Regions from separate parts of the Homo sapiens genome. Here region 2 is linked to region 1. A link is a contact called in ENCODE Hi-C data. All regions are on one chromosome and are shown on one strand. The core of a region is the stretch at or near the end of the contact, and the rest is flanking DNA. Distances in the headings are between cores, read along the strand shown. Region 1 holds the start of FBXO21 (F-box protein 21). Region 2 holds the start of BRI3BP (BRI3 binding protein).

Region 1 (2,700 bases), core at 138-2,637:
ACAACAGATCCTTCTAACTGTAATTGCACTTTGAGGTTTTGAAGCAAAGACTCCATTTTTCTCACCCCTGTATCCCCAGGGCACACAACACAGGGCTTTGGCACTGAACTAAACTGATTTTTTTTTTTTAATGTGCAGATCCTGAGACTACCCTCCCAATCCTGAGTGATAACTCCCGCTTTGAAGACTCAAATCCAGGCTTTAGCACTTTTGTCTCTGTAACTTTGAACCAGTGACTGCCACCTGGAAGAACTTTGCCTTTTCTGTAGAATAGGTATAACTGTGGTACCTATTGTGGGAGGTCAGACTATGCTCCCCAAATATGAAGGATTGTTGAGCTGGAAACAATTAAGAAACCAGTACAGGAGAGCTCTCTGCCTGCCCTCTATTAGCCTAAAATCAGGGCACACATTTGAGGATTATTATTACTCCCCTACACCATCATAGAGGGCTTCCCATAGCACCCACTCAAGAATATTGTTATTATTACATCATATGGTTAAGATTACTGACAAGCAAAAGTCAAGTGGATCTGAAATAGAATCCAAGACAAGGGGCTGGGCGCGGTGGCTCACGCCTGTAATCCCAGCACTTTGGGAGGCCGAGGTGGGTGGATCATTTGAGGTCAGGAGTTCGAGACCAGCCTGACCAACATGGTGAAACCCTGTCTCTACTAAAAATACAAAAATTAGCTGGCTGTGGTGGCGGGCGCCTGTAATCCCAGCTACTCGGGAGGCTGACGCAGGATAATTGCTTGAACCAGGGAGGTGGAAGTTGCAGTGAGCCGAGATCACGGCCACTGCACTCCAACCTGGGTGGTGGCGCGCGCCTGTAATCCCATCCGCACGGGAGGCTGAGGCAGGAGAATCGCTTGAACCCAGGAGGCAGAGGTTGCAGTGAGCCGAGATAGCGCCACTGCCCTCCAGCCTGGGTGAGAGCAAGACTCCTTCCCAAAGGGGGAAAAAAAATCCAAGACAAGGGATCCTGAGCAAGCCCTCTCACTCTCCGAACCTGTTTCCCCATCTGTAATATGGGGAGAAAGTTCGCAGGGTAATTCGGAAAGGTCCAATGCGCACAGAAAGCGCTCAGCACGCGTGAGAATAGATACCATTTTTATTTGTTAATTTTAAACATTAATTACGTTTAAAAGAATCAGTGCTACTATTGTTGTCCCGGACTAGAGGCGGCTTGCGCTGCCGGCTCCAAGCACAGAGCCCAATTATGTCCTCCCTTTTGCGGCGCTGCCACCCGCGCAGCCCCCAGCCGATGCAGGGGAGGTGTGGCCCGCGGATGGGCGGAGCGATCTCAGGACTCGCCCCCAAGACCAGTAGGCGGGGCCAGGCGGGGCGCCCGGGCACTCTCGCACGCGCGCGCGCGGCGGCCCCAGGTACGCGGACAAGATGGCGGCGGCAGCAGTCGACAGCGCGATGGAGGTGGTGCCGGCGCTGGCGGAGGAGGCCGCGCCGGAGGTAGCGGGCCTCAGCTGCCTCGTCAACCTGCCGGGTGAGGTGCTGGAGTACATCCTGTGCTGCGGCTCGCTGACGGCCGCCGACATCGGCCGTGTCTCCAGCACCTGCCGGCGGCTGCGCGAGCTGTGCCAGAGCAGCGGGAAGGTGTGGAAGGAGCAGTTCCGGGTGAGGTGAGCCAGCGGCCCCGCGCCCCGGCTGCGCGCCCACCGCCCCGCGCCCCCCGGGGCCGGGCAGCCGCCCCGCTAGCTCCCCGCGGCCGCCCCGCGCGCGGACCCCACCCCGGACCCCTTCCCGCGGACAGACAGACAAAGGCCTCCAGGCCCCGGACCCTGCGGGGCCACGCCAGGCGGACCCCCGGGTCCCCAAATGGCGCATCTAGGAGCGCCTCGCAGCCGGGTCCTCCGTCAAGGGTGACGCTGGCGGCGGCGCGGCTCGTCCCTTTTGCGCGCTTCTTTTGTGCCCGACTTCGGGCTGAAATGTTTACATGGACCCAGTGATGCATCGATCGGGCGGGCGCAGCATCCCCGGGCTGGTTGTGGACGGCACAGATTTCAGCGTGGCCCCAGGATGAAATCTGGCCCTGCACACTCCCTCTGTGACCTTGGGGGGAGCGACTTCCCTTTTTTTGAGCCTCGTTCATAGACTTTGAGTGGTGGTGATCATTAGACCTACCTTTCACCGTGTTTATTAAATTAGATGATGTCCGGGAGGCACGCACGCAGGGCCCCGGCTCCTAGGAGGCGCTCAATCAGTGCTCACTGTCATTGTCATTATTATTATTGTTGTTGTTGTTACAACTGTCCCCATTTTAGAGATGGGGAATGGAGACATCATTCATGCCGCTACGCCAAGGTCACACCGGGAGTGAGTGAGTGAATGCTGGTGGGGTTTTGAACTAGGTCTCTCGCCGGGGTCCCTCTTACCACTGGACGCCACTGCTGTCCCTGTTTCCAAGGCTGCCTTGGATTCGTGGCCGCCTGCCTTTGAGTTTCTGTTAAGCTGAGGGGGTGTTTCTCTCCTCGTAGGTGGCCTTCCCTTATGAAACACTACAGCCCCACCGACTACGTCAATTGGTTGGAAGAGTATAAAGTTCGGCAAAAAGCTGGGTTAGAAGCGCGGAAGATTGTAGCCTCGTTCTCAAAGAGGTTCTTTTCAGAGCACGTAAGGATCTGTTGATGTGGCTCTAAGCTTTGGCTTGCTGGTGTATGTGTCTGGGTCTGCAGGCATGAGC
Region 2 (2,700 bases), core at 38-2,537, 7.8 Mb before region 1:
AACAAGCTCAAAGAAGTGAAGTCACTTCCCCAAAGTCATCCAACTGGTAGAGCTCCAACTTGAACCCAAACTTCTCTGACTCCAAAACCCCAGGAAGGCTGGCGGCAAGCAAGAGCCCCCTCCTCCCCAGGGAACAGCAAAGGAACCGCAATACCACACACAACTGTCCCCAGTAACTTCCTCCTTCTCAAGAGCTAGTCGGCGGACTTCGGCCCGGAATGGCACCCCTATCGCACCTAGCTCCAGAGAGCAGGAATTGGGGAAAACCCCCTGCGATCCTCCTGGGACTCAACACCCTTCCCAGGAGGCTGCAGGATCCGGGACCTCCCCAAACTAAACAAAAGGCTCCACGCGAAAGGCCCCGCACACAGTAGGTGCTCGGTTTCCCAAAGCCACCGAGCAAATCGCATTGCTCCCTTCTTTTCCTGTAAAGTAAAAACAACTCCAAGTATCTTCAAAGCAGGAGGAGGAGTGGGGCAGAAGGTCCCAGGGGAAGTGGGTCGGGATGCGAGGCTAGGACAAACCCGGGGTAGCTGGGGAGGGCGCAGCCGCGTGGGGACCGAGAGCGCCAGTGTGCTGCCTGGCTCACAGTAGGAGCCATTCAAACGCGGTGAATGAATGAATGAGACGCGCGGCAGGCGTCAGCGCAGCCGGGAGAGACTCTGGCTGCGCCGACCGCGGAGGCAAGGTCCAAGGAGAAGCGCGGCGCAGAGGAGAGGGCGCCCCGAGGCCCGGCCGCCCAGACCCGCACTGGTCAGGCCCGGCGGGGGCCGCAGGCGGCAGGCCCCGAGGCGCAGGCCGGACCCCCTCTTCCCGCGCGCTGGCCGGGCGGGCAGCCCCGGAGGCCGCGCTCCTCCCAGGTCGGCCCCGGTAGCCAGGTGCGTGGCGACCGGGGCAAGGTGACCGCGGGCGCGGGCCCGGCGCCCACCTTCTGAGCGGCGCGCACGTTGTCCTCGCCGAACAGGCTGCTGACGCTCTGGGAGAAGGTGTTGACCGTGCGGCGGTAGCTGTTCTTCTCCGCGCCGCCGCGGCCCCGCGCCCCCTGCGCGCCCGGGGCCAGCAGCCCGAGCAGCAGCAGCAGCAGCAGCAGCAGCAGGAGCCCGGCCCGGGCCAGGGGCCCGCCTGAGGCGCGCGCGCCCATGCTCGGCCGGCGGGGCGCGGGGTCGCGATGCGGGGTGAGGGCCGTGCGCTGGGCCGCAGCGGGCTCCGGCTAGGGCAAGGTTGGCGCGCTCGGGGGCCGCGCGCCGCGCCTTTACCCACAGCCGCCGCCGCCGCTGCTGCGCCACCTGCCCCGCCCCGCGCGCAAAGGCGCACGGCCCAGCCCACGCCGCGCCCCGCCCCCGGCGCGGGACCAACGCGACCCGGCCCCGGGGCCCCGCGCCCGCCTCCCGGAAGCCTGCCCCGACCCGGTGCGGCTTCTCATCATTTAAAAAAAAATTCTCTTTTTTAACTTATCCGTGGAAAAGCAACCCGTGCCTGTAAAACTTGCAACAGCTTCAACCAGGAAAGTGACTGCAACTGATTGAAAAACATGAAATAGACATATATGTAATCTCCCTGAATGTATTATAATGGTACCCCAAAATTCGCCCTCGTGGGCATCAGCTCATTCATCCTGAAAATTTTAAATAACAAGAAAGCATCAGGCATCCTCCTGCCCTTCCTGAATGAACTGTATTTCAGAGCCCCAAAATAGTTGGGGAGGGACTTTCTTTTACAAAGTCCAGCTAATACATGAGGATGAATGAGAGAATCCGAAAATTATTTGGCACCCCTCAATAGAATGATGGATTCACGCGATGATCATCAGAAATGGGTACAACCAAGAGGGGAGGGTTTGGCGGGGAACTTGAAAATGGAGGGGCTAAGCCGCGAAGTCCCGGTCCCGCCAATCGATCTTAGTGCCAGGAAGTACCAGCGCCACCTGCGATGGATTCTTGCCAAGACAAGTTGAGCATGAACCTGATGGGGCCTCTAGATCAAACCTACAGTTTACAGGAAATATGGCAGATAAGGAAAACTTAGAAGCAGCAGAAGCAACCAACCAACTCCAGCATGTGGGGCATTCTACCAAACAAACGACCCAGTTTGTTCAATAAATAATTGGTATAAAAGGTGAGCGAAGAGGAGGATAATTGGTTTTAAAGACTTAAGAGCCATAATAACCCATGCAATGCAAGGACCCTGTTTGCATCCTAAATCAAACAAATCAAGTCTAACCAACATTTTTTTTAGACAACCAAGAAAATAAAACTCAATTTTTGCCAATCCAAAGAATACAAAATGCTCTTATTTTTGAATTTACATTTTCTGGATTCCTAGTAAGATTTTCATAGATTTATTGGCCATTTGAATTACTTCTCTGTGAATTACCTATTCATATCCTTTGCACATTTTTTCCTGTATTGTTTATCTTTTTAAAAACTTTTTTGTAGGTCGGGTGCGGTGGTTAACGCCTGTGATTCCAGCACTTTGGGAGGCTGAGGCGGGTGACCTGAGGTCGGGAGTTCGAGACCAGCTTGACCAACATGGAGAAATCCCTCCGTCTCTACTAAAAATACAAAATGAGGCCAGGCGCCGTGGCTCACGCCTGTAATCCCAGCACTTTGGGAGGCCGAGGCGGGCGGATCACAAGGTCAGCAATTTGGGAGGCCGAGGCGGGCGGATCACGAGGTCAGGAGATCGAGACCATCCTGGCTA

The links. A loop is a pair of places that touch in the nucleus more often than their neighbours do. Pooled maps may share reads with other maps.
Region 2: a pooled map shows a loop between it and region 1 (10-fold over the local background). The contact joins the promoter of BRI3BP here to the promoter of FBXO21 in region 1. A Hi-C loop is called at or near these places in 3 of 50 pooled maps.

Annotation. Positions count from the first base shown.
Region 1 is chr12:117,189,157-117,191,856 of GRCh38, reverse strand. It overlaps FBXO21 (F-box protein 21), which reads left to right and starts at 1,387. Exons shown (of 12, transcript NM_015002.3): 1 at 1,387-1,639; 2 at 2,495-2,630. The coding sequence starts at 1,401. RefSeq lists silencers at 1,171-1,230, 1,271-1,370, 1,651-1,700 and an enhancer at 2,171-2,260.
Region 2 is chr12:124,992,232-124,994,931 of GRCh38, reverse strand. It overlaps BRI3BP (BRI3 binding protein), which reads right to left and starts at 1,287. Exons shown (of 3, transcript NM_080626.6): 1 at 929-1,287. The coding sequence starts at 1,141. RefSeq lists enhancers at 408-497, 2,217-2,700 and silencers at 588-647, 658-907, 918-967, 1,068-1,117, 1,138-1,457.